Linked DNA regions of Homo sapiens: regions 2 and 3 are each linked to region 1. Evidence: read pairs that join two places in POLR2A ChIA-PET (ENCODE). Cell type or tissue: OCI-LY7. All regions are shown on one strand.

Region 1 (8,000 bases):
GTGTATAGGATAGGAGTTGGTTTGAGAGAGGAAGTTTATTCTCAATGATTGCTCTATCCTCAGCCTCAAGTCTTCCCTTTGTTCTGTGCCTCAGAGAGGTCTGTCTCTTGCATGCTGCTTGTGACTCAGTGCTGTTTAGCCAGGTAGTGGGGACTGAGGGGGCAGGGGGTTCTCTGTTGTTTTGTTCAGATCTCAGTCTTAGGCAGTCACTGTGTCCCTGTATCTTGGGAGTGTGGCCTTATCAGTTATCCTACCCTACCCCCAGTGATATTCTGAACTCTGCACGTATTCCTGCTCTTCCCTTAGGGGTCCAGGTTTATTTCTTGTTCTCTTCTCCCCAGCCGCAGTGGGCTTTAACAAATGTCCTAAGTGTGATGGCATTTTTGCTCTTCTCCCCACAGATTAAAGCTTTCCTCCCCCCACTCCCCATAGGTAAGATGGGAGAGAAGGGTCTGGGTAAATTTCTTACCCTTCCTCCAGTGATTGCTGTTCTCCTTCCTCAGTTCTGCACCAGAAGGAAGACTTTTTCAGGACTCCCGATTGCTTCTGTGAATGTTCAGTTGGACTTGTAAGGGAAAAAAGTCCCCTGTATTTGCTGCCACTTCGAGCTTCACCCTCCCATCAGTTTACTATTGGCCTCTAGGAATTTGCCTCTCTCTCTACCTGAACTCTTGTTACTGGTGTTTGACTGTATCTTACCCAGGTACGTTACTGTTCATTTCTTGTGTCTCCCTGTGTGTACCTCTTTCTCCCTGGATTCTGGGCCGGTTGGTTCCACTGTGACATTAGTATGCTAATAGATTCAAGAAAAATCATGAATTTGCTGTTTCTCTATTTTTTTCATTGAAATGTTGACAGTGATGCTCTTCTTACCTTTTTACATCTCTGGGCTGAGATTAAAAGTCTGCTATTGTTTTAAAAATTATAGTAGTGGATATGTATTTTCAGGAAGAAATAAAATAGGACAAACTATGCATATTCCAGAGGCAACTTCCCACTGTCAGTAAGAACAAAAAAAGAGATTGAGGAAAGCAAATAATGAGTAAAATACGGTCACATTCACATAGGATTACAGAGGGTTGGGTATGATGTTCTGAAATACCAAAGAAAAATATATGCGGCACCAATTCTTCCTTTGAGAGCTATTTACAAAACTTCTTAGAAATCAGTGTTTTGCAACCATATAGGGAGACGCCAAAAAGGAGGTATCACTGGCTTAGTCAGTATAATTTATGGATTCCAAACTTTTCTGCTTTATTACCTCTAAATTGTCATTAAAATCTAAATAATAAATGCTATTTATTTTTATTCATTAAATGACTAATTTGTTCTTCAGAATCAAACATGGACACTTTAATAAAATATTACTATAATTAAACATAATATTAATGTAGAGGGAGCCCAGGATTTGGAGGCAATAGAAGGGAGAAAGGAAGATTCATTTGGAAATAACTGTTTTTAAAAACAAAAATACCTCTAGAACACTGAACAAATATGAGCCATTCTTAGCTAAGAACTGATGGATTAACCTAGTCAAAACAGTGAGACCTTGTCTCTACAAAAAAAAAAGAAAAAAAAAATTAACCTGGCACAGTGGTGTGCACCTGTAGACCCAGCTACTTGAGATGCTGAAGCAGGAGGATCACTTGAGCCCAGGAGCTCAAGGCTGCAGGGACCTGTGATTGTGCCTCTGTGCTTCAGCTTGGGCGACAGAGCGAGACTCTGTCTCTAAAACAAACAAACAACAACAACAACAAACTGGTGGATTGTTGGGACTGTTGGCTAGCGGAGAAAGAACTGGCCTAAGAGCCTGGAAACTGGAGCTTGCTTCTCTGTGTAACTTTTAGCAGATTAATTCATATTTCAAAATCTCACGTATTCTAAATATCAAAAGATCTGTAACATTCCTCTTGCAGTAATGATTGTTGGAGTATGGATACTGTCTCCTGATATCTAATGTCTTCCGAAAGCCTGCATGGATACCCATAATAAACTACTGTCTACAATTTGTTATATGGCTTCACAGCCTACACCCGATCCGTGCACTTTTCCTCATGTTTCACCTGGTTGTATACTAGGTATTTGCAGTTCTCAGATGTTCATGTTGTTGATTGCTACAGGTTGTCCTGAAGTTAGACTCTAACCTCACCTGGAACCCAGCTGAAAGCTGAAATTTTTACAGTTGTGCAGAGTTTTCCTCTAGTGATTGAAAGTATGGTGGAATTGCTTCATTGCCTCATATTTTGGGGATAAAGACTCTTGGAGCGCACAGGCTCATATGATATAATAGTTTCTAGATACTCAAATCTAACTTGTGGAATATTACAAAGAAATCTTATTTAAGTACCTTCAGAAGGAAAAGGAAGTCTCTTCCATGCCCTGAAACAAAATAAAATGATCTTGACTATAGAAACACAAGGACTGTGTTGTATTATCTGCAGACACAGGGGAAAATATTGGAGGCTACATAAATTAAGTAGGTGTGAGCTGTTTGCCAAACTTGAGGGAAGTGAGTGCTCTCTGCAGAAGGAAGCATCATGGTAGAGAGGGAAGGAAGTCAGCTTTTCTGTAAGTACTCACAGCAGAGTCAGGAGCACCTGTCAGGGCAGCAGAACTGTAGCATCCTGACAGGTGTTAAAGGAAAGTTGGAGTCTTTGATTCATGGGACCCAGTACTCAAGTTTCAAAGCTTTTGTCCAGTTTATATAGAAATATGGGCTCTGTTGAAAGAAAAGCTGGAAAAGTGACAACATTCTAGCCAGACTTGCAAAAGTTGTTATTTCATGTGTCTGTTTCATGTGTCTGTTGAGCAAGTTTTGGAGGTGCCATTGTGCTTAGTGTGAAGAAGTTATTACTGATTAGTAATGCTTACTGTGAGCCTAGAATGGAGACTCTGATCCCTGGCCTTTTGAAGATCTCCAAGAGGGTTGCATTTCATTATTGAAGCAAACTTGGGACATTGTTTATAAACCAACTAGGAATACAGTCTTCCCCCCCCCTTATTCATGGTTTTGCTTCCTCTGGTTTCAGTTACCAGCAGTCCACTGTAGTCTGAAAATATTAAATGGAAAATTTCAGAAATAAATAATTCCTAAGTTTTAAATTGCATGCTGTTCTGAGTAGTGTGATGAAATCTCCTTCCATCCTGCTCCATCCCGCCTAGGATGTGAATCACCCCTCTGTCCGGTGTGTCTGTGCTGAAGACCCTCCCTGCCTATTATGCGCTTAGTAGCCATCTCTGTTATCAAAGTGGCTGTCATGGTATCACAGTGCTTGTGTTTAAGTCACCTTTATTTTTCTCCATAATGGCTTCAAAGTGCAAGAGTAGTGGTGCTGGCATGTTGTTATAATTGTTCTACTTTATTATTAGTTATTGTTGTTAATCTTGGACAGTGCCTTATTTATATTAAACTTTATCATAGGTATGTATGTATAGGAAATAACATATTATAAAAAGGATTCAGTACTATCTGCCATTTCAGGCATCCACTAGGTATCTTGGAACATATCCTCCTTGGATAAGGGGCAACTGCCATAATAAGTATATTTTAATAAATCGTAAATGCTTAGAGATTTTACCTGTCCCCCTGAAACTTTTCAGAGCTCACGTTTGTTTTTATCTTCGTACTGTCTAATTGAAAATTTTAAATAACCCCTTTTTCCACCACAACACAATTTAAAAATCTACTTTCCCTTTTCATTCTTCTGTAGACTTGAATGTAGAAAGTCTTATAAAATATGCATTTGTACAGGCTGCCCTATTTTTTTAGTTGCTGTACTAATTTGACTATAAGCTCTTTAAGCTTTGCACCCACAGAGAAAAGGTGTTAACCAGATTCAGCAGAAAATAGCAGAGAGGACCGTAGAATGCTTGCCTTGCTGTCTTGATGTCCATTTGAGCCAGAAAATAGTGCTAGGGCCACACCTGTTGTTTTGAAGATGAGAGGGAGATTTTTGTTTTAATTATTCAGGCCACTTCCTTGGGTAGTGGTGGCTTTCGGTGGTTAGGGACCTGAGGTTTTGAGACGATGTTGACATCTCAGAAATATTTTTACTGCCAAGAAATCCAACTGTACAGTGGCTTACAGAAATATCCTCAGACATCTCAATCCACCTTTTTTCGTAGGAGGTTCTATAGTGTTCATTCATTCTACCCCCTGCTTGCCACTGTGAGCTTCACCCATTTAACTCTTCATCTCCCTCATCATCCCTAATGGTCTATTTGCTTACTTTTGTTTCTATGGCCATTAGGTTCCCTCTTAATGGATGTTTACGATCACCTAATTGCATATAGGCTGTTGGCCTGTCAGGAGATTTTTTGAGTATGTGTTATTTTTATTCAGTTGCCTGTCAATTTCTTTCCTTGCTTGTCAATTTCTATCCTTCAGCTTTTATTTTTTCTGTGATTCTTAAACTTCAGTGTACAAAAAAATTCATTAGGAATACTTATTGAAATGCAGGTTTTTAGACCTTTTTTCTCAGGTATTCTAATTACTAGACAGGAGGCCCAAGAATCTGTACTTTTAACAAAGCACACAAGTAATTCTGATACAATAGACCAGAGCTCCAGCATTAGACTTTGAGAAATACTGCTCTTTGATGTTTAAATTATTTTAGAAAACTTACATTTTATCTTTGTGGGTTTTTTTTGTTTGTTTTTGTTTTTTGCTTAATACAAATAAAATCATTACAATAGCCTTAATTTTGTGTAAAAATTCAAAGTGCAACATATCGACTGCATTCCAGCATTCCCTTTCAAATGTACCACATTGCGTCTAGACCCCCAATACCAGTGCCTTCTCTTATCCCAACCCATGGTACACCAGGCTACTGGATGATCCTATTCCATGGCTGTGAATGGTTAAATTAAGTTTAAGCTCTGCCATTTTATTTGAAATCACTTTATTGTATGTGAAATTGTGCTTTTGGATCTGATTTCAAAAGTATTGTTTCTAAGCTTTAAATTAAATATCATTCAGAGCTATAAATAATAAGGAAAAGAATAGAATTTATTTCTAAAAGCTGCCCTTCTTGCCCTCACAAAATATTTATTTCCCTTATGAAAGTCCCAAGGGTTGGACAGGCCTAATTCAAGGCTAAAAGATAGCAGGGAGTAGCAAGTTTCCCAGTTACTGTGTGACCTCAGCCTGACAGATTCACAGTGAAGAAAAATAGATAATTAGTAAGGGTATAATCTAGTGGACAGAATTCTAAGTCAATAATCAAATCTCAGCTTTGTTCTTGACATTATGATTAATCTCTTGAAAATAATTTTACTGCTCTTTGTTTTCCTTTCCGATTCAGAAACAGAGCAAAGAAACACCTCTGGGTAGAACATGGCTCTCTGGGAATTTGATATCTAACAGAAAGATATCTGATAGCCAGAATGACAGTAGTAAAAATAGGCATAATTAGTTTAGCAAAAAAATAAATTATCAGCACTAGTTGCCAGTCTTGAAACTATCATATACATTTGTCTCTTAAAACTATATTTTAGTTTAAAGTATGTTTTAAACCATGTTTTGCACACATGATTATTTGAAGGGAAGCATAGCACAAGGTCAAAAATTTAGATGCTGTATTTCTCATAAGTCTCTTAGAAGCAATTTTATTATGATAATACCAATGGGCTTCTGATTTTAAAAGGTGTTGAACTCAGCATTTATTGATTCAGCATAATGAATTTATTGTAAAGTAAAATAGTAGTAGTATGTCCCTGCACTCCAAATACTATTTTTGGGAAGCACTAGACTTGATCACGGAAATAAAAGAAGAAAGAGTGCTATAAGTACCTGGGATGTAACAACTTAAAATGAGTAAATGACTGTAAATTAAGGAAATTAAGATAAAGGAGAATATTAGAAGATTTTTAGGTAATAGAACTGATACTCCCACTGTACTGTGTGTCACTCCATCTGATCTCTCACGGCACTTATCTCAAGGAGACTGTAATTACGTGTTTCTATGTCTTTCACTCTCATCAGACAGCAAGTTCTCTTGAGGCAGGCACTATGCCTTAATTATCTGTACCTCACAGCAACTAGTGCAATGCCTAGCATATAGCACACAGTCACTGTGTATTGGTGGATAAATGGATTGATGGGCACATTGAAGAGTGAATAGAACATTATACTGAGGGAATAAAATATGCAACACAAATGGAAACATTAGATTCACTTCAATAACTTTCTCCAAATTAAAAAAAAAATAAGAATTCTGAAAACCTTGCGTTTTGGAATCTGAGAGTAAGGGGTCTGAAATTTCCAGGAAAGCAAAGTATTGTCCAAGAGATAGGTTTTCTCAAACCTGTGAGATGATTACTTTACTATCATCTCGTTGCATGATAATTTGGCTGGTGGTAGATTTTAGTCTTAAAATAATTCTTCCTTGGAAATAGAAAGTTATTGCACCATATGTTGTTTTAGATGAGAAGTCTGATGGCAGCCTGATTTTCATTCCCTTGTAGGTTGTATTTTCTCTCTGGAACCTTTAAAGCTTTTCTCTTATTTTTAATGTTTGGAAATTTCATGGTGATGCGATGAAATGGATATCTTTTGTTGTGCTGGGCTTGACTGAAGAGTTGAGTCCTTAAATTCTGGGAACGTATTTTGACTGAGTGCTTACTGATGTTCTCACTCATTTTCTCTGTACTCTTATTCTGTGACTCCTACCATTTAAATTTTAGACTCTTGGACTACAAACTCTAATTCGTTTATATTTTCTCCTTTTTTTAGTCTTTTTGATCTACATCCTTAGTGATTTATTTTTACTATTCTTTAGCAGTTATATTCTTTATTTTAAAGCATTCTTTCTTTCTTCTTTCATGACTGTGTCTTTTTCGTAAACTATTAATCATCTTTTCCTAATGTGGTTTTTCAAATCTCTCCAAGGATGCAAATTCAACTTCTTATAAAATCCCTGAACTATCTTTAATTTCTAAGTTGTCTGTTTCTGCTTCTTCTTTTTCTCTTTCTCTGTAAGAGCTTTCCTTATATGTCTACGTATCCATGATTATCAGTTCATATTTAAGAGTGAGATGGTAAAAGATTATCAGCAGATTTGAATACATTGGCGAGAATATCTATATTCTCTTTGGAGTGAATGGTCTGGCAGAAGACTGGTGAATTGGGAATCCTCCTTATGACTGAATGTGGAGGTCTCTTCTGCTGTCATCTGATATCTTTAGAGAAGGCCTACAACTTTTTGATGTTGAACTCAAATTTATTCTGTATTGTGGGAATGGGCAGGATGGAGCTGTTGACAATTTCATATACAGACTTCCAATTAATCTTCTATTTCAACTCTATATCTCACTGCCGTGCTCACTTACCCCTCCCTGACCACATAGCATGTATATTGCTGAGTCCCAAGCCTCTTTCTGGTTCTTTTGGATCAATGGACAGTATTCTCCACTGGATCCCTCTTCACACATTATCCAGCATGTAGCTTCTCCTATCCTCTTTCCCTATGCCTGGAACCTCTTTGATTATTCCACAACTTTGTTGAGAAATCTTATTCACTATTGGCCCATCAATTTTGTTTACTGTTGAGGGTTTAACCTCATTTTTTTCTTTTACAATAATTTAAATAACTTTCAGGAAGGAAAAGATAAGCACTTATTATGTATTCACTATCTTTAATCAGTTATGGCAGCATTTTAAAATAAAAGTGCTTGATAAAATTTGGAAGCACTATGTACTGTGAAGAGTTCTCCATTTGGAGATTCATAAAGTTCATTAGCATAGTAGTAAGGAGAAGTCCTGCCAGAAATAAACATGTTAAACCACAGTTATCCCAATGTTTCCTGAACTTATTTTTACCATGGAATGCTATTTTATGAAGAAAACCTACTAAAACCTGCTATATACAGCATTCCACAAATTATAACTTAAGAAATAATACTCTAGAATACCAGTTATAGATAAGAAATGATAAAATATAATTTAAATAATCAGAAAAATATGATTTTAGAGTTAGAAGCAAGGGCACACGCCCCTCCAT
Region 2 (8,000 bases), 92 kb before region 1:
TTGCGGCGGCAGCGACAGCTGGGATCACCCCCAGACACGAGACACCTAAGGCCAGGCTCATGGAACCAACATGCGGAAAACGCACAGAGGCGCATGCGTGAGTGTTGGTATTTTTAAACTACTCACGTGATGCTACTGCACAGCCAAGTTTATGACCAGTGCTCCAGCACCTTGCTGTCAGAGTATGGTCCATGGGGCCGACAGTTATCAGGATCACCTGAGAGTTCATTAGGAATGCAGGTTGTCAAGTCCATTCTAAATCTTTGTATTTTAACAAGATCTTCAGGTGATTCATTTGCATCTTAAAATTTTAGAAGCACCGCTTTAGAAGTTATTTCATCTGTTTTATTTTGAAGTTGAAGAAAAATCCACAGAAGTTACGGAGTTTGCTGATGGTCACAATTCTAGCTAATGAAGCCAGGACTAGAATTAAAAACTCTTGAATTCCAAACCTGTGCTTCTCTCCAACGCTGTGGATGAGGGCCTGTGTTATCCTTCACATAGAAGAAAAAAGTGTGGATAAATTGTCAGTAGTGTGTACACTTTGAGTGTACTCTGTCTTTTTGAGATGTAGCTAATGGGTTTGCTGTAATTATCGTCTCTCTCCAGACCTATCACCTTTGAGAACAATGTTCATGAGATGGAGAAACTGACTGAAAGCTGCACCTAGATAGATTGCTTTGAATATTTCGGGAGAGAGTGGAACAGTTTGCAATTTAATTGTGCTAGTTATTGAGTGTGTGTGTGTGTGTGTGTGTGTGTGTCAGGGTCTCACTCTGTTGCCCAGGCTGGAGTGCAGTGGCACGATCTCGGCTCACTGCAACCTCTGCCTCCCAGGTTCAAGCGACTCTCCTGCCTCAACCTCCCGACTAACTGGGATTACAGGTGTGAGCCACTGTGCCTGGCCTGTTATTGACTTTTCTTACTAGAATTCTCTACTTCTGAAGCATAAATGCTAATAAAAAATATTTATAAAATAAGACTTTTCTGCTCTTCATTAGCTGAGGGACTAGTCTCAAGACTAAAAGACCATGGTACGAGACAAGAATACTAGTCTAAAAAGATGATGGCATGGGAAAAGAATATAATTTTCTCTTTCAGTTATCTACTTGAAGCTTTTGGGAAAGGGGAAAACCTGGGAATTTAGGGATGTGGGTAGTTTTGTAAGAAACCAGCCAAACGTTCTAAAGACAGAGTTTATGCTGGGCTCTGTGCTCAAACTGATCTAGCCAGAGCATGAAGGAAGCTGGAGAGAAAATGCAGGCTAGGTTGGTGTTGATCTGTCCAATCAAACACCACATGGGTTTAGCAGATGTATGCCATGCACATCGATATGTGCTATTTTAAATTTCCTGGGGCAATACTTGTTAGAGAAGAGCAGTATGTTGGACTCATCAGGCTTCTTAGTAATATGTACCTAGCTCTCTCCTCCTCTCTGCACCTGCTGTGCTACTGATTATACTGTAAGTAATGGCAGCTTTGCCTTGGGAGGTTATGGATATGCTGCAGATGGGGCATCTCTCCCGTGAAGGTGTATAAATTTCAAATTGCTAGTTGCAGCTCTTTGCAAGGGAGCCATGGGGAGCAGGAGGGAGAGAACACCAGTAGGAGTGACACCCAAAGCCATAATAATTTCTGATGATTAACCTCCAGTTTTTCACATCCTCTGTTATGTGTGATTCCAGGATCATAGACAAAATGATTGCTTTGCTGTATGGAAAATCTGGCACTGTATAACTCTCTAATTTTCCACACATGATATCATAATACCTCTAGTAGCACTATTTGTAGCTAAAGCCTCCCTCTCCTCCTCCTTCTTCCTGTTTTTTCCTCTATTTGATGTATTTTCCTTTCTTTCATTAATTGCAAGGGGCTTTAGCCCAGGGTGAGGATAGTGAGTAGTGCGATAGGAGTGGTGGCTTCAGAGCCTCCTGTCTGCATGGTAAAAAATATATGTGTGTTTATCTGTTTAGGAGAAGATTCCTAAAGACCTAGAGTGATGTTATTACAGCTAGATTGCATTTAGAAACTCTAATGAAATGCATGTAAGGACAGAGGCAGGTAATAGAAATGAGTGACTGGATCAAGAGAACTGTGGTGGACTGGGTGGCTCCTAGCCTGTCTCAGAGGGGGATGTACCAGCCAGCTCCATCCATTGTTGCTATAGAGAGTTGCAACCAGTGCTATGAAATCTCATTTTTAAACAGAAGCTAAAAATTCAAGTTTTACATGAAATTTTCTGCTCTCTAAATGTTCATAGTTAATTGAGGTTTCTTTTTAACTCCATCAACTATGTAGGCCAAAAACCATGTCTGAAGGACTAGATTGGGCCTGTGGAGCAGGAGTTTGTAAACTTGATTTAGTCTGATGTCCTCATTTCATGGAAGAAAAGGAGTTTGTCCAAGCTCACTCATGACCTTAGTGAGGTGCAGAGTTGAGAAAAGAATGCGGGTCAGAATGCTCCTCATTCCTTTCACCTCTGAAGATACCTACAGTAGGACTTATGTGCCAGGCAGTGAGCCAGGTCAGGGTTAGGTTACAGATATGGCTCCAGCCCTCAATGAGCTCACAGTCTGGCAGGGGTGACAGACAAGCAAACAACTAACTATAATTCTTTGAGGTATGTGCAACAAAGAAGTAGCTATAAATGCAGAGGCAACATCAGGAGGAACAAGTTCATTTCATCTGAGGAGAGGGTGACATGGCATGGAGAATCAGGGATGGGCTTACAGAAAAGGTGATGCCTCGGTTGGGTGTTAACACTTAAATCTTTTGATAATAGTCACAGTGTTTTGTTTGCTTGCTTCTTTTACGTTTGTTAAGCAGCTGGTTTGTTACTGTGATTCTGATGAATTTAGGGGGGCAGAAATTGATAATAAATTGTCTCATATTGGCTTGATTTAAAGTTTGCACATACCAACTTACTTGGACCTCATAATGTTTGGTGAGGGTAAGGAATAGGGCAGGTATTAACTCAATTTCGTAGATGAGGAAATTGTGACTCAGGAAACCTAAATGCAAGGCCCAGTGTCACCTCATTATATATGCATCAGTAGAACTGGGTGGAAGGGAAATTTCTCATTTGCAGTTGGTGCTATTTATATTCTGGGTCCTGACTGAGTGTGGCAGCACAAATCATCCATCCTGTGCTGTAAACCAATTCCAAGTTCTGGAATCCTCGGGAGATTTTGCCTCAACTTTCCTGGGAAATTGGATTGGAAGAACTACCCTTATGTTCATTGGAAATAAGGTGAAGACAAAGGTTTGGCAAGATGCTGATTCAGAGTGCAGCAACACTCAGGCTTTCAGGCCCTGCCCCATTCCACAAGTTGTAGGCCTGCAGGGCTGCGTTCAGTGGGACACTGGTGAGGGTAGAAGGTTGGGGGATAGGAGGTCTAATTTTCACGGAGTCCCAGTGTAGGCTAGCAGGAACCTTGGGAATGCTATGGGCGTGGGGTTAAGTACATACAAACAATTTCACACTTATAGTTGGTTATTTTAGAAATTCATTGACCGGCTGGGCACAGTGGCTCACGCCTGTAATCCCAGCACTTTGGGAGGCCGAGGCAGGCGGATCACAAAGTCAGGAGATCGAGACCATCCTGGCTAACATGGTGAAACCCCGTCTCGACTAAAAATACAAAAAAATTAGCTGGGCGTAGTAGTGGGCGCCTGTAGTCCCAGCTACTTGGGAAGCTGAGGCAGGAGAATGGCGTGAACCTGGGAGGCGGAGCTTGCAGTGAGCTGAGATGGCGCCACTGCACTCCAGCCTGGGCGACAGAGTGAGACTACATCTCAAAAAAAAAAAATAAATAAAAATAAAAAAAAAGAAATTCATTGACCATGTGACCCAACTTTTTAGGAGAAAATTTAGATAGTAAGAAAGGGGGCACTTTAACTGAGTGCTCATTGTGTGTTTGCAACTGCACTAGGTATTTTTATGTCATCCAAGTTAACACTCCAGAAAGCCTGAAAGATGAACATCATCAGCAACATTTTCCAGAAGAAAAGCTGGGACTCAAAGAAGAAGTTATGTGACTTGCCAAAGGTTAGATTGATATTAAATCATGGAGCTTGTATAGAATTTAGGTCTGGTAGTCTGATTGAATCCAAAGAATATGTCATAAGAAACCTAAGAAATGGGACGTAATTTTCTGTGTAATGAAGGTGATTTATTTCATATAATAATTTTACTTGGGGTACCTATGCACACGTGTGCATGTATGTGTTTGTATGTGTATGCTTATGGTGATGGTGAGATGTCAACAGAAAACAGCATAGGAAAGTCGGAGGAAAGAACCAAACGGGTGAATTTACTTCTAGTCTAATTTACCATGTTGGCTATTCACTTTCAGTTACTCTGCATTAACGGAGGTAAAGAGTCTGGTGGAAAATCTCAAAACTGGATTAATGAAATTATTTGTATTTGGCATTGGGTGTGATTGTGTGTAATGGTTTAGAAAATTATAAAACAAATAATGAGACCATTTAGTCAATGTTCAACTTAGGAGGAAGAGAAAAGCTGTGCTTTTCATCAACTCTGCTGAATAACATCTCTCTCCTTCCTTCTTTCACATAGCAGTGTCTCTTAGGCAGGCACAATTTATCCTTACAAAGGGAACTGGTTTATCTCTCTCAATTTGCTTGTTTACTTTTTCAGATTTCCTGGAGGAGTTAAGGTAATTAAACAGCTTGGTGTAACTGCGATAATTTTCAGCTTTCTTTCCCAATTTCTGTTAAACTATAGCCTATAGTTGGGTGTAAGGAAGACTACCAATTAATTTATCTAACATAGTTTAATTGAACACCTACCATATGCAAGGCACTGTGCTAACTTCTGGGGAATACAAATATAAAAGTGATAAAGGCAGATATGCAACGAACTGTATTGTAGTTAGATTGTAACAAAAACAGGCCCAGATCATACCAGGTAGAGATGCTGGGAAAGATAATTTGATATCCTTAAAAAACAATATTTAAAAAATATTTATTCTGCATTTATTTAGCAGGGGAGAGATTATTACCAGCCTGAATTTTTAATATTCTATTCAAGTGTACCCTCAGCTTTGATGAGGAAGATCAATTTTTTTTTTTTTTTTTTGAGACAGGGTCTTGCTCTGTCACCCAGGCTGGAGTGCAGTGGCATGATCTTGGCTCACTGCAACCTCTGCCTCCCAGGTTCAAGTGATTCTCCTGCCTCAACCTCCTGAGTAACTGGGATTACAGATGTGTGCCACCACGCCCAGCTGATTTTTCATATTTTTAAGGTCAATTTATATGTATATATTTTCAGCTATTTATGGAACTGCTTGTGGGTACCATGGTACCATTTTATTTCAGTGAAAGCCCCCTCTTATAGATTGTTACTCTGGGCTACCACCCAACTGGCCCAGCCCTTAATTTTGCTCTCTACAGAAGAATGGAGCTCATGGAGACAGGGGAGGGAAACAGAGGAGGGAAAGACTAATTCTGACTGTGACTGAGCCAGGCCTCAAAGAATGATTAAAGTTTCTAAAAGCTGAGAAACTGAGGCCCAGGACAAGATAGGTCTGTCAGGAAGAGAGGGCAGTAGAGGCAAATGCAGGGCCAACTAAGCTAAGGTACAGGGGCCACAAACTGAAAGTGACATATAGGAAGTTGCTAGCTGACTGCAGAGGACAGATCTGATGAAGTATTACTGGCATATTCAAAGGTCTTACTTCTACCATGGTACAGTTCTCATGAAGTGATAAAAGCTGAAATTGGGATGAAGCAGGGAAGAGCCAGGCTGGAGTGCTTCTCTTACTGGAGGCTATAGTCACTCCCTTTAAGTTATGCCTGTCCTTAAGTATAAGCATTCTGTGCCAGCTTCTACACTACCCTCACTGTCCTGTGCCTTGCTTTGCTTCAACAGCCTTTCTTGAAAGGATGTGTCATTTGGTGGCTCCTTTGCCACTTTTTTTCCAGATTGCTGACTTAGGATTTTTTTGTTTATTTGTTTTAAAGACAGGGTCTTGCTCTGTTGCCCAGGCTGGAGTGCAGTGGTGCAATCATAGCACATAGATCATAGTTCATCAGATCCTCCTGCCTCAGCCTCCTGAGTAGCTGGGACTACAGGCATGCACCTCCATACCTGGCTAATTTTTTAGTTATTTGTAGAGACAAAAAACTCACTATGTTGCCCAGGCTGGTCTCAAACTCCTGGCCTGAAGTGATTTATCCCACCTCTGCCTCCCAAAGTGTTGAGATTACAGATATGAGCCACTGTGCCTGGCAGAGGGCTGACTTAGGAAGTGGCATGTCTTGAGATCATCCAAGGACTTTAGGTAGTCTGAGTTTGCTATTTTTATGAACATAAACAGGAATGACATTAACAGGACTGATCTGGGAAGTTAATCATGGCAAGGAAGGTGCCAGGCCTGAATGCCTGGAGGAAGTGAGTAGGTGTAGGTGTCAACTGGTTCTGCTTGAAGCAAAGGCTTTCCATCCGAGAGACCCTCTAGGAACACCTGGGAGGCTCAGCTTCTAGGCTCAAAGAATGCCTGGAGCTTTGAGAATGTGGTCTTGTGGAGAGGATCTGTCAGATCAGTATTCAAGATGGTAGATGCTACTTACATAATTGTAATTGCATTATAGATTCTTGGCCTTCATATTTAGAAACAAATTCATACTTGTAATAGTTCTTGTTAAGCATTAGTGGAACAACATTTTAGCATTCTTCCTCTACCACAGGCACAACACAAATACAATAGCTGAGGCTATTTAGAAAGGGCATTTAGAAAGTGGGATTACATGTAGACTTCCACTCCAAGTGTGTTGGAGTTGAGAATATTTATTCAGTCATCTAATTTTTCTATCATCTTTGATATTTTAAGGACATATTCCTAGCTTAATATTTTTAAAAGGGTATTTGGCAGAACAATAAATGGTATTTTAAAAAATAAAAAATTCTGCAGCTAAATAAGTTTGGAGAATGTTGGCTTAAGAAACTTAAACAATTTTTTTTAAGTCCAGGACTTTTCAGAGCTTTAAATATGGTAATGTGCTTTTAGCAATTATAAGAAGAGTATACCGTATTCATGGTCACCTATTTTATGGTAAACTGAGATCCACTAGACACAATATGGGAAGCATTGTTCTAGATCATAATTTACATGTAATCTCTTGGGAGAGTCACTTTACATCTTTTTTATTTATATACAATGGTTTTCAACTTTTATTCTAGATTCAGGGACTACATGTGCAGGTTTGTTACATGGGTATATTGCATGATGCTGGTTTGGGATACAGATGATGCAGTCATCCAGGTAGTTAGCATAGTACCCAATAGTTAATCTTTCAACACTTACCCCCTCTGCCTCCCTCCCCTTCTCCAGTAGTCCCCAGTATCTATTGTTCCCATCTTTATGTCCATGAGTACCCAGTGTTTAGCTCTCACTTATTTTTATTTTTATTTATTTATTTATTTTGAGATGGGGTCTTGCTCCGTTGCCCGGGCTGGAGTGCAGTGGTGTGATCTTGGCTCACTGCAAGCTCCACCTCCTAGGTTCCGGCCATTCTCCTGCCTCAGCCTCCCGAATAGCTGGGACTACAGGCTCCTGCCACCACGCCTGGCTAATTTTTGTATTTTTAGTACAGACACGGTTTCACCTTGTTAGCTCTCACTTATAAGTGAGAACATGCAGTATTTGGTTTTCTGTTTCTGCATTAATTTACATAGGATAATGGCCTCCAGCTGCATCCATGTTGCTGCAAAGGACATGATTTCATTCTTTTTTATGGTTGTGTAGTATTACATGGTGTATATGTACCCCATTTCCATCATCCAGTCCACTGTTGATGGATGCCTACATTGATTCCATGTGTTTGCTATTGTGAATAGTGCTGTTAGGAACATACAAGTGCAGGTGTCTTTTTGGTAGAATGATTTCTTTTCTTTTGGAATGAGATTTCTGGGTTGAATGGTAGTTCTGTTTTAAGTTCTTTGAGAAATCTCCAAACTTCTTTCCACAGTGGCTAAA
Region 3 (8,000 bases), 83 kb before region 1:
CTTCTTTGTATGTCTGGTAGAATTCGGCTCTGAATCCATCTTGTCCAAGGTTTTTTGGTTGGTTGGTTTTTTATTACTGATTCAATTTAGGAACTTAATATTGGTCTGTTCAGGGTTTCAATTTCTTCCTGATTCAATCTGGGGAGATTGTGTGTTTCTAGGAATGTATGCATTTCTTCTACATTTTCCAGTTTGTATGCATAGAAGTGTTCATAATAGTCTCTGGGGATCTGTATTTCTGTGGGATTGGTTGTGATGTCACCTTTATTGTTTCTGATTGTGCTTATTTAGTTCTCTTTTTTTCTTTGTTAATCTAGCTAGCATGCTGTTGCTATTGCTTATCCTTTCACAGAACTAACGTTTAGTTTTGTTCATCCTTTTTATGGATATTAGGGTCTCAATTTTATGCAGTTCTGCTCTGATTTTAGTTCTTTCTTTTCTTCTGTTAGCTTTGGAGTTAGTTTGTTCTTGTTTTTCTAGTTCTTCTAAGTGTGATGTTAGATAGTTAATTTGAGATCTTTCTTTCTTGATGTAGGCATTTAGCACTATTAACTCCTCTTAATGAGAGGTGAAGCCAGCTGGACTTCCTGGGTCGAGTGGGGACTTGGAGAACTTTACTGTCTGGCTAAAGCATTGTAAGTGCACCAGTCAGTGCTCTGTGTCTAGCTAAAGGATTGTAAATGCACCAGTCAGCACTCCATGTCTAGCTAAAGGATTGTAAATGCACCAATCAGCACTCTGTAAAAACGCACCAAGCAGCGCTCTGTGTCTAGCCAAAGGATTGTGAACGCACCAATCAGCACTCTGTAAAATGGACCAATCAGCAGGACATGGACAGGGACAAATAAGGGAATAAAAGCTGGCCACCCCAGCCAGCAGCGGCAACCCGCTCAGGTCCCCTCCCATGCTGTGGAAGCTTTGTTCTTTTCCTCTTCACAATAAATCTTGCTGCTGCTCACTCTTTGGGTCCATGCCACCTTTAAGAGCTGTAATACTCACTGCAAAGGTCCGTGGTTTCATTCTTGAAGTCAGCGAGACCAAGGACCCACTGGAAGGAACCAACTCTGGACACATTAACATGGTTTTGCTGTATCCCAGAGATTTGGTATGTTGTGTCTGTTTCCATTTTTATTTAAAAGAACTTTTTGATTTCTGCCTTAATTTTGTTGTTTACCCAAACGTCATTCAGAAACAAGTTGTTTTATTTCCATATGATTGTGTAGTTTTGAGATCTTCTTGATATTGATTTCTATTTTTATTCCACTGTGGTCCAAGAGTATGCTTGGTATGATTTCAGTTTTTTTGAATTTATTGATACTTGCTTTATGGCTGAGCATCTGGTCAATCTTAGAGTATGTTATATGTACAGATGAGAAGAATGTATATTCTGTGGTTGTTTGTTGGAGTATTCTGTAGATATCTGTTGGGTCCAATTGGTCAAGTTTTGAATTTAAGTCCGGAAGTCTTTGTTAATTTTCTGCCTTGATGGTCTGTCTGATGTTATCAATGAGATGTTGAAGTCCCCCACTGTTGTTGTGTGGTTATTTCTTTTTATAGGTCTAGAAGTACTTGTTTTATGAATCTGGTGCTTCAATGATGGGGGCATGTATATTTAAAATAGTTAAGTCTTCTCATTTAATTGAACCCTTTATTGTTATGTAATGCCTTTCTTTGACCTTTTTTTACTGTTGCTGGTTTAAAGTCTGTTTTATGTAATATAAGAATAGCAACCCCTGCTTCTTTTTGTGTTCCATTTGTGTGATAGCTCTTTCTCCATTCCTTTACTTTGAGCCTATAGTTTTGTTACATGTGAGATGGTTCTCTTGAAGTTAGCAGATGGTTGGGTATTATTTTGTTATCCACCTTGCCACTCTGCGCTTTTTGTTTTTGTTTTTGTTTTTTGATGTTGTCTCACTCTGTCACCCAGGCTGGAGTGCAGTGGTGCGATCTTGGCTCACTGCAACTTCTGCCCTCTGAGTTCAAGTGATTCTCCTGCCTCAGGATCCCAAGTAGCTGGGATTACAGGTGCCTGCCACTGTGCCCAGCTAATTTTTTGTATTTTTAGTAGAGACGGGGTTTCACCATCTTGACCAGACTGGTCTTGAATCTTGAACTCCTGACCTCATGATCCACCTGCCTTGGCCTCCCAAAGTGCTGGGATGATAGGCATGAGCCACTGCACCCAGCCCACTCTGTGCTTTTAAAATGGAGTGTTTAGAGTGTTTACATTCAAGGTTAATATTGATATATGAGGTTTTGATGCTGTTGTGATGTTGTTAGCTGGTTGCTTTATAGTCTTGTGTAGTTGCTTTTACAGACTTTGGGCTATGTACTTATGTGTGCTTTTGTGGTAACAGGTATAATTCTGTTTTCATGTTTAGAATTCCCTCGAAGAATTTCTTGTATGACTGGTCTAGTGGTAATGGATTCTTTCAGTGGTAATAGATTCTTTCACTGTTTGCTTGTTTGGAAAGGATTTGATTTCTCCTTTGCTTATGAAGCTTAATTTGGCAGGATATGAAATTCTTGGTTGGAATTTCTTTTCTTTAAGGATGCTAAAAATAGGCCCCGATCTCAACCTGTTTGTGAGGTTTCTGCTGAGAAGTCTACGGTTAGCCTGATGGAGTTCTCTTTGTAATTGATCTGACCCTTTCCTCTAGCTACTAAGATTTTTTTCTTTTGTGTCAACTTTGGAATGTTGATGACTATATGTCTTGGGGATGGTCATTTTGCACAGTAATTAACCTCACAGGGGTTCTCTGAATTTCTTGAATTTGCATGCTTACCTCTCTAGCAAGATTCAGGAAAGTTTTATGGACTACATCCTCAAATATGTTTTCCAGGTTGCTTATTCTGTCTCCTCTCTCAGGAATACCAATGAGTTGTAGGTTTAGTTTCTTTACATAATCTCATATTTCTCAGAGGTTTTGTTCATTTAAAAAATTATTTTTTCTTTATTTTGGCTGACCGGGTTGATCTGAAGCATCAGTCTTTGAGCTCTGTAATTTTTTCCTCAGCTTGGTCTAGTCGGTTGTCAAGGTTTACAACTGTATTTTGAAATTTCTGTGGTGAATTTTTAATTCTAGAAATTCAGTTTGTTTCTTCCTTAATATGGCCATGTTGTGTTTTAACCCTTGAATCATTTTACTTACTTTTTTGGATTGGGTTTTAACTTTCTCTTGAATCTTATTGAGTTTCCTTGTCATCCAGATTCTAAAAGTCAATGTCTGCCATTTCAGACATTTCAGTCTGGTTAGGATCCAGTGCTGGGGAGCTAATGTAATCTTTGGAGGTAAGGAAACATTTTGACTTTTTGAGTTGCTAGAGTCCTTGTGCTGGTTTCTTCTCATCTTAGGGGGCTGGCATTTCTTTATCTTTTTGAAGTTGCTGTCATTTGGAAGGGGCTTTTTGTTTTTCTATCATTTGTTCCCTTGAGGATTTGACTGTGGTGTATATTGTGTATAGTTGACTGGCTCCATTTCTGGGTGCTTTCAGAGGGTTAAGGCTCTGTACAGGTTCTTTAGTTGTGGCTAGTTTCCTGCACTGGGTTTCACAGTCGATGCATGCTGTAGGAATTTATTTTTGTTGGTGGTGTAATTCAGGCTGTGATCCAGTAGATGTCCCTTAAGAGTAAGAGCTGGCAGATAGGCTTTTAACCCTGTGTCCTTTGTATTTCAGTGCATTCACAGCAATGCTCTGGTGAGTGGGAAATGGGGAGAGCAGGGATTACCCCTTTACCAAGTTTGTTCCCAGGCCTTGGAGAAGCTGCCTCCAATCACTGGTTCTATGCCTGCATTTCCTGAACCCAAAGGGCCCCCTCGTTGACTGCACTCTCCCCTCCCTTAAGGGAGGCCTGAGCTGAAGGTTAGGCCACCAGAAGACTTGCAGCTCCCCAGGGACTCTCTGGTCATCTGAGCTTGGCAGAGTCAGAGGAGGTTGTGGGGTATGTCTGTGGGTGGTCTGGTGATGCCCACAGGGTGGGCAGGATGGTGGGGCCAAGGGTGTGCAGCTGGTGTGGCACCTACAGCTTGGGGTTTTTGCCCAGAATACAGTTATAGGGACCACCTAGCTCAGGCTCCCCGAGCTGGGACTCTTTCTAGTGTCTGTCCCAGGAGTAGGCCTGACCAGCTAGTTTTGTCCCAAAACTTCTTGGCCCAGATCTCTGGGCTGGTCAAGGCCAGAGGGCTCCCTCAGGTAGCAGCTACACTGCCCAACAGGCTATACCCTTCCTGCACCCTTCTTGTGGAGGGAGGGACACCAAACTTTTGTGCTGGCACACAAACCCACACCTCACTCTTCTCAGTTTTCTGAGAGTGGGGGCTCCTTACCTGCTCAGGCTGAAGTCACACATCTCAGCTGGATACCCATGGGCAGTGTGCTTGAACCCTGGGGGATTCGAACCGACCTTTGACTTTGCCCTCTGGCCCCTTGGGGTTGAGTACCACCTGTGCTGGAGGCACTGAATTGCTCCCAGGCCACTGGCAAAACACTTGGCTTAGTGGAAGCTGTGCTGTGTGCACCCTCTTGTAGGAGTGGCCAGGCAGGGCCTTGGGAGGGGCCAGCTGACAAGGGGGCACACAGATCAGATGCGCTCCAGACCTGTGTAAAGGCAGCCCTGGTTTCTCCTGGCCCAGCAATCAGCAGGGGATAGAGTTACTCAAAGTAAAATGGAGAGCCTTGGGGATAGGCACATATAATCGCATTTTGCCGCAGCTGCCCTGCATGTTAAACCTTCTGGGCTCCATGGAGGTTCAAGCTCTGCCTCTGCCTATTCTCCAGCAGTTCCCTGTGCCAATTCAAATGTCTTTTCAGGTCGTAGGATCTCTTGTAGCTAGGACCCCAGAGGTCTGTGGCAGGAGTGTTGTGTCCTGGAGCTCTTTTACTCTCCCCTTCCTTAGTACCTATGAAGGACCAAGAGCTGGTTGGTCCTGGTGCTTGGTGATGTCATGCAGGCTTCCTAGCTTCCTCCCTCTTGGATCTCACTGTCTACATCACCTTCCTATTGACTTTCAGCATTTTGTCTCAAAAGATCTGTTTGAAGTATGATGGTTTACTCAACATTTTGGTTTCTCTCAGTGGGAGAGGCATTTCCTGGCTGTGTCTAGTCAGCTATCTTTACCTCTAAGCTGTAGTTTTGTAATGTGCAAATTGACAGTGAGAGCACTTGGGATAATTTGAAGTCAAGTGAGATCTTGTGAACTATTTAAAGTTAGTTATTGTTAGTCTAGAAAATTTGTATCTAAAAGATATTTTATGATTATTATTCAATACAATAACTTTTATGTTAAGGAAAACGGTACAAAATCAACTACAAGCTTATTTAATATTGAGTAATAATAATGCCCTCAGGTGAGGCTGGAAATAATTTACAGATATATCATAGCAGGCTTTACCAATAGAATTTCAGTAAACTAGAAGTACTAAGAAGATCAGGTATTAATTACCACACAATTAAACTTGGTTCACGAACTTAGAGATTCCACAAGATGCATCAATATAAATTGAGGGAATATAGAGTAATTAGACAATGAAAAAGAGATAAACAAGAGAGACCGCCTCATCTTCCTGATTATTTGTGCAAAATGTATAAGTTACTTTAGATTGGGGATTGGGTCTTATATCATCTTATAGTCATCTTTCAGCACCTGGAACAGTGCTGGATATAAATTCTATTAATACAAATTCACAGACAGATTTGTTCTGCATTTCTGGAAAAACATGGTTTAAATTAGATTACTGTTAAGTGGGTTCATACTTAGTTGACAACACGATTTGTAATGCTTCAGTGTCAATATAAGAATATTTATTATTTGAATGAAACTCCACAGTGGTCAGTCTTTGGGCAACTCTGTGGGGACCCATTAAGACAAATTATCTTGAAGCAGGAAAAAGAATCTCAGTATCAAGCAAATAAATTATTTGCTGTTTTTGTTTAAGTATATAAGAAAAAAGGAGCTAAGAATCAAACATCACATACTGAGGGTTACCAAATTAAGATAATTTAAGATACAATTCATGGAATAAGCAGGTCTTTGCCTAGAAAGGTGAACTTCTGAGGTCTTTGGATATACTGTTTTCCAAGAACATATACAATTTTTTTATGAGCTGCATTCTTTTATATAGGCCTTGTTATATTAGACTAGGTTATGTTTATATTTTAGTTATCTTTTTTTGTAAAGCTAATATGTCCCCACAGCAATTAAATTTAGTCATTGGCCTCATTGGCACCATGGTGCTATGAGTAAAATTAAATAATACAGTGTATGAAATCAATTATGTTCTTATTGAGCTATTTTCTGCATTTGGGGGATACTATAATTAAATAAGATGGTTAGGAAAAGGATAATGTCCAGAGCTACATTGTCCAATATGGTAGCCACTAGCCATATGTTTATATTTAAATTTGAATGTAAATTAATTAAAGTTAAATTTATTTTAAATTTAATTTATTAAATTAAATTTAAATTCAAAATTCAATTCCTCAGTCTCACTGGCCATAATTTAAGTGCTCAGTATTCACACGTGGCTAGTTGCTATCCTATTGGACAACACAGAAACAGAATATTTTCATCACTTCAGAAGGTTCCATTGGACAGTACTGTTTTAGAGAATAGCAATGTAAATGTTGAGATATAACTGCCAGATTTGAGTTTTTTAGCTTCAAGAAGAGGAGCTTGGAATAGAGGCTAAGTTAATAGTCATTGGCTACATGAGGAGCTTTGGTAATCATCCTGCAGTTTCAGAAATGAGGAATAATAAATTAGGACCAGGTAAAACTGTGGCAGGAAGGATTTAGATAGACTGTTTTTTTTTTTTTTTTTTGAGACAGAGTCTCACTCTGTCATCCAGGCTGGAGTGCAGTGGCACCATCTCGACTCACTGCAAGCTCCGCCTGCCAGGTTCAAGCCATTCTCCTGCCTCAGCCTCCCGAGTAGCTGGGACTACAGGTGCCCTCCACCATGCCCGGCTAATTTGTATTTTTAGTAGAGATGGGGTTTCATTGTGTTAGCCAGAATGGTCTCGATCTCCTGATGTCATGATCTGCCGGCCTCGGCCTCCCAAAGTGCTGGGATTATAGGCGTGAGCCACCACGCCCGGCCTAGATAGACTTTTTTTTTATTACTTTCCAACTTCTATTTTAGGTTCAAAGAGTACATGTGCAGGTTTGTTACATGGGTAAACTGTGTGTTGGGGGCGGGGTTGGTGTAGAGATAATTTTGTTACCCAGATAATCAACATAACACTTGATAGGCAGTTTTTCAGTTCTCACCCTCCACCCACCCTCCACCCTCAAGTAGGCCCTGGTGTCTGTTGTTCCCTTCTTTGTGCCATGTGTACTCCATGTTTCGCTCTCACTTGTAAGTGATAACATGCAGCATTTGATTTTCTGTTCCTTCATTAATTCACTTACTATGGCCTCCAGCTTCTAGATGGACGTTTTGAAGTCCTTCTCCCATGAAAAATTAAGCCTTGGAATAAACTAAATATGGAGAATGTGCAAATGTTTTCTGGATTGTTGATAAAAATGTATAAGACAGTGATTTCTAATATTTTAATACCCTAAATGTTTACATGGATGGATCTTACTCTTCTATAAAAAATTAACTTTAAAGAAATTCACATATCATTTGTCCCATGCCTCCAACCTTGAGTGTGGTGTTGCTTTTTAGTTAGTGTCTGTTTCTTGAGAAACCACTGAGGAAGAAAAACTGCTAGGAAACCAGTAACACTTTATAGTCAATATCTAAGTATAGTTAAAAAGTATTTTGTGTTTGTATAAGACAGACTGTTTAATCAGCCCTAGCCAATATTTGCTGCTCTCGTGGATTCTTGAACCTGTTTTAGTAACTGAGCCCCGCCACCTAGAGGAGGGTGGTTCTTGTCTGGGAGCCACTGGTCTACACATTCACCTCTGGGAGGGAGTTAAAGTGAGTTGGACTGGAGGGTATAGGCAGAGGTAAATGACTTTTAACATTCCTTCTGGACCTCCTCTTCATGAT

What was found. Peaks named below come from ENCODE experiments on the same cell type or tissue, not always from the same donor. Only the 100,000 strongest peaks of a DNase experiment are listed, where the experiment ranks them.
Region 2: POLR2A ChIA-PET joins it to region 1 with 7 read pairs; 1 of 35 experiments calls an interaction of 5 or more read pairs at or near these places.
Region 3: POLR2A ChIA-PET joins it to region 1 with 11 read pairs; 1 of 35 experiments calls an interaction of 5 or more read pairs at or near these places.

Annotation. Positions count from the first base shown.
Region 1 is chr9:82,180,814-82,188,813 of GRCh38, forward strand. All of the region lies in intron 1 of LOC105376107 (a long non-coding RNA gene), which reads left to right. Among named protein-coding and RNA genes, the nearest start is that of SPATA31D1, 200 kb to the left of the region's middle. In OCI-LY7, no CTCF peak of the experiment used is centred here; DNase peaks (open chromatin) are centred at 2,578 and 3,958; H3K4me3 peaks cover 2,018 bases; H3K27ac peaks cover 3,834 bases.
Region 2 is chr9:82,088,768-82,096,767 of GRCh38, forward strand. The region is part of intron 1 of LOC105376107 (a long non-coding RNA gene); the gene reads left to right. It also overlaps the pseudogene DDX10P2. Among named protein-coding and RNA genes, the nearest start is that of SPATA31D1, 100 kb to the left of the region's middle. In OCI-LY7, no CTCF peak of the experiment used is centred here; DNase peaks (open chromatin) are centred at 3,054 and 5,634; H3K4me3 peaks cover 1,068 bases; H3K27ac peaks cover 1,106 bases.
Region 3 is chr9:82,098,071-82,106,070 of GRCh38, forward strand. The region is part of intron 1 of LOC105376107 (a long non-coding RNA gene); the gene reads left to right. Among named protein-coding and RNA genes, the nearest start is that of SPATA31D1, 110 kb to the left of the region's middle. In OCI-LY7, CTCF peaks have their summits at 3,601, 3,809 and 7,854 (motif pointing left); DNase peaks (open chromatin) are centred at 3,621, 3,891 and 7,866; H3K4me3 peaks cover 495 bases; H3K27ac peaks cover 1,225 bases.